Regions from separate parts of the Mus musculus genome. Here all the other regions are linked to region 3. The links are chromatin loops, found by intact Hi-C in ENCODE. Cell type or tissue: heart. All regions are shown on one strand.

Region 1 (2,500 bases), 230 kb before region 3:
GTCTCACAAGTTCACACCTCAGTGATGCTGACATAGTTGGAAATTCTTCTTCCAGATGAGGAAACCAAGACACAAGCATCTTCCTTGGGTCTCATGTCAGGGAGGGAGCAGGCCAGATTCTAACCCAAATGATTGAGGATGGCTCAAAGTATCAGGTAGGGCTTTATACCAGAGTTCGTATCCTGTTGTTCGGAATCCAGAAATACAAGGATGTTCTTATTGCCAGGATTTGGTGAGAGGCAATGAAAAACAGAGACCAGCAACTTGCCCATGGTCACACATCCAAGAGGAGAGGCAGATGTGCATTACCTCTGCATTAACTATACCATGGGGGCAGTTCCAGATCCATCTGCACAGGGCTGTCTTCCAACCTAAGCCACAAAGCAACAGAGAGTTCTTGAGCCAATCATTTGTCTCTGTCACATGTGCATGCCTCTGTGTGTGTGTGTGTGTGTGTGTGTGTGTGTGTGTGTGTGTGTGTGTGTGTGTGTGGTGTGTGTGTGTGTGTGTTGGGAGATAGGATCCTAAGATGTAGGCCAGGCTAGCCTTGAATTCTTGATTCTCATGCTTTAGCTGAACTACTGCTTGGACAGGGCTTTGCCCCCCGCACCCCACCCCATTCCACCCCCGCGCCCCAACCACAGCATCATTGCTTCTGCTCCCTCTCAGTCACTCCCAAGTTGCCTGACTCCTTCCACAGCTTAGCCGCTGCCGGGAAGTTTTGGCACCTTGCGAGGGGGGAAACCAGAACACCTAGCAGGCCTTCTCATAGGGCCACTGGGACCATCATCAGGATCACCACTGCTTTTTTCGGGATGATAGCTGCCTTATTGCCTTCACAGCTTAGCTTGCCACCTGCTCAGCTGTCACTGCCACTGCTGTTCCGCTGCCTCTTGCTGCCTCTCTTCTCCCGCCGTCTCTAATACAGTCACCATTTGCTGCTGTCTCCGCTTATTTAAGTGTTGCCAGCTCAGCCCACACTACTGAAAGCAGGGGCTAAGAGAACACCTGAGGGAAACTTTTACTGGGTCCTATTGTAATACCAGGAATGATGAATAGCACAGAAGACTGTCTAGAGAGCCTGAGCAGCCTGTAGGTAGTTGAGCCAATCGGAGCCGTTTGTTTGGACCAATCACAGACTTTTCCCTTAGCAGCAGCCTCAGCAGTCCTTCAGCTAGATCACTGGGGAAATTGCGCCCCTTCTGGACAGAATGATAATAGTTGCACGGTCACGTGGCGCTCAGCAAGCGTCTTAAGCTAACAGAGTCTGGTACAGGGGTCAAGTTGTACTTCAGCAGAATGTTTATCTGTCGTGCAGAAAGCCCCAGATTCAATTCCTAGCACCCGGTATTGTGCCACATGCCTGTACTCCTGGCACTTGGGAGGTGGAGGCCAGGGAGATCAGAAATTCAAGGGTATATTCCTCTGCAAATAAGTTTGAGGCTTTCCTGAGCTAGGGACCCTGTCTCAAAAAGAAAGGGGGGTGGGGGCTGGTACAAACTGTCTCAGACATCCTTGGCGGACCTTCAAGAACCAAGGCGGTCAGCCATGCTTTTTTCATAACTTGTTCTGAGTGTCTGTGGAGTATCCAAGATAGCTGGTGCTAGCACAGGGTAGTCTGGTTGACTGTTAGACTGACTGTCCTTTCACTCAAAGCAGCAAGGGTGAGTCCAACTGCAGCTACTTAGCCTCATTGCCCACCCCAGTTACTTTGCTCATTTATAGAAGTGAACATCAGCGGGGAAAAAATACGCTTACAATCTTGTCTTAGGTAGGGTTACTATTGCTGTGATAAAACATCATGACCAAAACCAAGTTAGAAACTAAAGCTTTATTTTGCTTACACTTCCACATCACTGTTCAGGGCAGGAACCTGGAGGCAGGAGCTGATGCAGAAACCATGGATCAGTGCAGCTTACTGGCAGCCTGCTTTCATATAGAACCCAGGCCAGAGATGGCACCACCCACAGTGGGCTGGCCCTTCTCCATCAATCCAAAAAAAAAGCCTTATGGGCTTAACTGCCTGCAGCCTGATTTTCTGGGGGCACTCTCTCAGGTGACTCTGGCTTGTGTCAAGTTGACATAAAAGCTAGCTGTAGCAAACCTAGCCTTGAGTATATTAACATTAAGAAGCAATTTTAATGTTTGTTTGTTTTGTTTTGTTTTTTGTTTTCTGAGACAGGGTTTCTCTGTGTAGCCCTGGCTGTCCTGGAGCTCACTTTGTAGACCAGTCTGGCCTCGAACTCAGAAATCCACCTGCCTCTGCCTCCCAAGTGCTGGGATCAAAGGCGTTCGCCACCACCACCCAGCACAATTTTAATGTCTTAACAATGCTTACAGCGCCCAGGGAGTCCAGGGGTCTGTCCACTGGTCTGTCTAACTTGCAGGAAGTCAGATATGTGGACCCCTTTGTAACAGAGCTGAGTCTTTGTTTCCCATGGTGGGAAGCCATGGGATGTTGTCTAAAATGGACAAAGACGGAAGGAGAACAGAAGCCGTG
Region 2 (2,500 bases), 180 kb before region 3:
TCACCTTCAACAATAAAAGCCAGACCTCCTCATTCTTCCTAAACAGTACAATTGGGAATCAAACATTTAAATATATGCGCCTATGGGGACCGTTATTAAAACCACCGCAGACTATGACCTGAAGTGTAGGCCAAATAAATCCTCTTCTCCCTTAAGTGGCTTGTGTATTTTTATCACAGCAACAAGAAATAAATCTAAGACAGGGACATAGATCCCCGGTGGGATCCACCATGTCTCTGACTTGGCACCAGAACACTAGATCCTTGAGGACTCCCAGTAAAGGCAGACCCTCCTGGCTAGCTGCTTCCCAGCTTAAATGTGGGCTTGGCAGTCCCTGGTCAGTACACATTGTTTTTTGCTCATACTGCAGTAGGGCTGAGAAAAGGGTTCAGACATCCCCTAGGCAGTGGCTATAGGGTAATGGGAAAGAGAACACGCCCCTGCACCTTTTTTGTTTTGTTTTGTTTTGTTTGTTTGTTTGAGACAGGGTTTCTCTGTAGCCGTGGCTGTCCTGGAACTCACTCTGTAGACCAGGCTGGCCTCGAACTCAGAAATCCACCTGCCTCTGCCTCCCAAGTGCTGGGATTAAAGGCGTGCGCCACCACTGCCCGTCACCCCTGCACTTTTATCAGGTTCCTAAAGAGCTGAGAGCTTTCTCACAGATGTTCCTGGGTAGTAGAGTGTAGTTAAGGAAGGGGGAAATGGGAGAGAAAACATAGATTTTTACCTCCTGGCTGAGTCACAGGGACCACCTACATAAGTTCCTAGGTTCTTGTGTCTCAGGACAAAGAATTGTATCAGAGATGCATAGTTAGCAATAGAGGCAATTTACTTAAAAAAAAAAAATTTACAAAGACACTCAGGTAGGGAATGGGCTAGTGATCTGGAAGAATGCATAACCTGAAGTCCTTAGCCATTACCTGCCTTCTCCAGGCCAAGTTTTTCTCTTGCATGCTGTTTGTTATTGAGTAATCCAGGCAAGGAAGGGATCCCAGGCACTATCAACTGGCATTGATTGATTGATTGATTGTGTCTGGGTGTTTTGTGCACTACACGTGTGCTGTGGTCGTAAGGCCAGAAGAGGGCGTCAGACGTTACTGCAATAGCTGACTGTTGTTAGCTACCACGTGCCAGAAACTGATCCACAGTCCCCTGAAAGAGCCGTTAGTGCTCTTAAGTACTGAACAATCTCCGCAGCCCCCTCATACCTTATTCTTGACGTCTCTCTACACATCCCTATTCTTTTGCCACACTTGCATGTGTTACGAGTTTGGCAATCGGAGGCGGAGTTGCATATTCAATTTGAAAACCAGGAACTTTATAGAAACCAGACAAGCATAAAACCTGACTGGGAGGAAAAGGCGTTTTAGGGCAAGCACATCTACAGACCTTCAAAATCTCTGGATTTGTCAGCCGGGCAAGTTCCGGTCAGGAGAGGGGGGCAGTTGACGCCGCGGAGGCAGAGGTAACCTTCGGACTGAAGGTGCACGAGTTCTGGTCTGCAGATGGGAAAGGAGAAAGGTTAAGCTGCTCAAGTCATTGTAAAGTGTGAGAACTGGGGGACTCAGGCCCCCAGCGGCCGAAGCCACGGTGAAGGGCAACAGGGCCGAGGCCAAGGGTTGGGCCTCTCAGGCTGTGAGGGCGGGATCGTCGCGCGAAGCGCTCTGGGAGTGGTAGGCGCTTTCTTTCCGCTCTCCTTCAGCCACTCGTTCTGGGAGCCCAAGGACGTCCAGGCGGTGGGCGCAGCGACTCGCACTTTGCGACTTGAAGACTCTTTCCTAAGGCGGATCCCACCCCCTCGCCCTCTTGCGCGCGGCAGCTTACAGCAGGCTTCCGGCGTGAGGTATTGTGGGCAGTGTAGTCCTTCTCGCAACCTCCCACCTCGTCCGCGCGGCTCACGGGACTACGTTTCCCTTCGGCTCCCGCGCGCCCTGAGCCGCGTCGGCTCCAGCCCCCGACGAACCGAGAGTCTCCAAGATGGCCGCGTGGGGAAGGAGGCGTCTGGGTCCGGGCGGCGGCGGCTCCCGAGAGAGGTAAGCTGGGCTCGCGACCGCGGGCGAAGGTCGACCGCAGAGCCGGCGAAGCCTCTGTGCCACGCGCGACTCCGGATCGTGTGCCCGCCACGCGCGGGGCCCAGTCCGCGGGGGCTTAGGTGTGGGAGGAGCGGGGCGGCGCGACGGCCAGGAGCGAGGGGAGCGCGACTCGGAGGGGCGGCGACCCGCAGCCGGGTGGGCGGTGAGCCAGGGTGAGTAGCTGCGAGGGCCGCCACGCTGTCCTACCGAGCGTCCTGTGGGCTCCGGGCCGCTGGCTCGCGCACGTGGCCCGCTCGGCCTGGGCGCCCGGTGTGGCGTGGATGGGCTCCGGGGAGAGGAGGAGGGTAGAGGCTCGCGGCGCCGTGTGCTTTATAGGGGCGTTTGCTGAGAGCGGCAGCGTGCCGGGCGCGCCTCCAAGAGCCTGAGCCTGGCCGCCTTGTGAGCGAGCAATCGTCGCCACTTTTTGA
Region 3 (2,500 bases):
CAACACAAAGAACTTCGGTTTGCACCGGCTCAGAAGATCCTTGAGAGGGACGCGAGGCAAAGAAAAGGGGCGGAGGGCTGCAGGAGGTGGCAGGCACGTAGGGCTGAACAGGAGCGGGCTGGATACAGCTTCTCCCCTTGTTTCCCCCATCCCTACAGGGAACTCCGAGAACAAAGCTGCGCCCCGCCCCCGCTTTCTTCCTGTCCCACCCACCTCCCGAGACTTTTCTCTTCTGGACAATGGCCTCTAGGCTGAACCTTTTCCTGCTAGCTGAGGGACTCAGTGTTGGGAGAGATCCCAGGAGTTTAAGCGGGCCAAGCCCCTGTCCTCCCATCTTTGTCAAGAGAGGAGGCGTTGACCCTTAACCCTCAGGCAGCTGCACTGCAGCAACAGGGACCTAGCTACCTCCAAACTGCCCACGACCAGCGTTGCTCAACCCGCCCTGGGAGTTGGGGCTCAGGACTCACAGCTCTTTCCCGAGCTGTAGCTAAAGTGGTTGGCTAGACAGCAAAGGGCCCCTCCTGATCTCAACACGCTTAATGATTTTAAGAGCTCACTGAGAGAGGCACAGATACCACACAATTTTAAAGTGATATCACCCCAGATGCACAGAGGAAGAAACAGTGGCAGCCAACACAGACCAAGATCAGCCCCACACAAGTCATGATCAGAAGCAACTCAGAGGCCTAGGCTACAGTCCTTGTGCTACCCCATGTTGGATTTCAACCTTGCAAATGCTCAGGACATGCTCTACCTCAGCACCAGCTTTCTCTACCCTCATCTCTGCAGTAAAAGTTTATTAGGTTACCCAAGTAACCAATCCCCAGAAATTTTACACTGCAGTCACAAAAACAAAACAAACAAACAAAAAACCCCAAACACCAGACAACAAAACAGCAACAAATAACTTCTGTTGTTTGATAGCCAATAAGAATGACTTTTACCGGGCAGTGGTGGCATACGCCTTTAATCCCAGCACTTGGGAGGCAGAAGCAGGCAGATTTCTGAGTTCGAGGTCAGCCTGGCCTCCAGAGTGAGTTCCAGGACAGCCAAGGCTACACAGAGAAACCCTGTCTCAAAAAACAAAACAACAACAAAAAAGAATGACTTTTAAGGGGCTAGAGAGATGGCTCAGTGGTTAAGAGCACTGACTGCTCTTCCAGAGGTCTTGAGTTCAGATCCCAGCAACCACATGGTGGCTCATGAGATCAGATGTCCTCTTTTGGTGTGCCTGAAGACACAGTGTACTTATATATAATAAATAAATAGATCTTTGCGGGGAAGTGGTGGCACACGCCTTTAAAAAAAAAGAAAAAGAAAAGGAATGACTTTTAAGGCTGGAGAGATGGCTCAGCAGTAAGGAACACAGGAATACAGGATGCTCTTTGAGGTCCTGAGATCAATTGCAAGTAACCATTTGGCTGCTCAAAACCATCTATGTCTATAATGTGATCTGATGCCCTCTTCTGGCATGTAAGTGAAAATGCAGGTGGAGCACTCATACATTAAATAAATATATCTTTTATATCTTTTTTTTTTTTTTTTTTTTTGAGACAGGGTTCCTCTGTGTATAGCCCTGGCTGTCCTGGAACTCACTTTGTAGACCAGGATGGCCTTGAACTCAGAAATCTGCCTGCCTCTGCCTCCCAAGTGCTGGGATTAAAGGAGTGCTCCATCATCACCCAGCAAATGAATATTTAAAAACAAAACAAAAAAAGCCGTGCTGGAGAGATGGATCAGAGAATAAAGGCACTGGCTGTTCTTCCAGAGGTCCTGAGTTCAATTCCCAGAATACACACAGTGGCTCAGAACCATCTGTAATGGGATCTAATACCCTCTTCTGGTGTTTGAAGACAGTGACGGTGTACTCATATACATAAAAATGAATAGAGAAATGTAAAAAATAAAAATAAAAAATGATGGGCTGGAGAGATGGTTCAAAGGTTAAGAGCACTGACTGCTCTTCCAGAGGATCGGAGTTTAATTCCCAGCATCCACATGGTGGCTCACAACCATCTACCAAAAGCAGATAGAGCACTCACTAAATACATATAAAATAAAAAAAATTTAAAAATACATAAAAAGTAAGGTTGATTTTTGTTTGTTTGTTTGTTTCATTTTTTTGAGACAGGGTTTCTCTGTGTAGCCGTGGCTGTTCTGGAACTCACTTTGTAAACCAGGCTGGCCTGGAACTCAGAAATCCACCTGCCTCTGTCTCCCAAGTGCTGGGATTAAAGGCATGTGCCACCACTGCCCGACTGCATTTTTTTTCTCAATGAAATTTCTTCCTTTCAGAGAACTTTTGTGTTCAGTTGACATAAAATTAGCCAGTACAATCCCAATTTTTAAAAATAGATTTTGAGTTTTGGTGTCTTATTGTTTGTTTCTCTGGTGGCAGGGTTTCTCTGTGTAGCCCTGGCTGCTCTGGCTGGAACTCATTCTGTAGAACAGACGGGGCTAATTTACCTAAATGCTGGCCAATTTTAACTTTAGTAAGTTT

What was found. Hi-C counts contacts between places; a loop is a spot of excess contacts. Peaks named below come from ENCODE experiments on the same cell type or tissue, not always from the same donor. Only the 100,000 strongest peaks of a DNase experiment are listed, where the experiment ranks them.
Region 1: it touches region 3 in a loop (3.0-fold over the local background); 2 of 42 quality-filtered maps call a loop at or near these places.
Region 2: it touches region 3 in a loop (7-fold over the local background); 10 of 42 quality-filtered maps call a loop at or near these places.

What each region holds. Positions count from the first base shown.
Region 1 is chr11:60,926,142-60,928,641 of GRCm38, reverse strand. All of the region lies in intron 1 of Map2k3os (mitogen-activated protein kinase kinase 3, opposite strand), which reads left to right. Among named protein-coding and RNA genes, the nearest start is that of Map2k3os, 4.5 kb to the left of the region's middle. In heart, a CTCF peak has its summit at 1,199; a DNase peak (open chromatin) is centred at 1,151; H3K4me3 peaks cover 802 bases; H3K27ac peaks cover 567 bases.
Region 2 is chr11:60,878,246-60,880,745 of GRCm38, reverse strand. It overlaps Tmem11 (transmembrane protein 11), which reads left to right and starts at 1,708. Exons shown (of 2, transcript NM_173453.3): 1 at 1,708-2,033. The coding sequence starts at 1,978. In heart, CTCF peaks have their summits at 1,066 (motif pointing right) and 1,779; DNase peaks (open chromatin) are centred at 1,035 and 1,845; H3K4me3 peaks cover 1,921 bases; H3K27ac peaks cover 1,943 bases.
Region 3 is chr11:60,696,687-60,699,186 of GRCm38, reverse strand. No RefSeq gene overlaps it. Among named protein-coding and RNA genes, the nearest start is that of Llgl1, 1.8 kb to the left of the region's middle. In heart, a CTCF peak has its summit at 1,467 (motif pointing left); a DNase peak (open chromatin) is centred at 216; H3K4me3 peaks cover 681 bases; H3K27ac peaks cover 874 bases.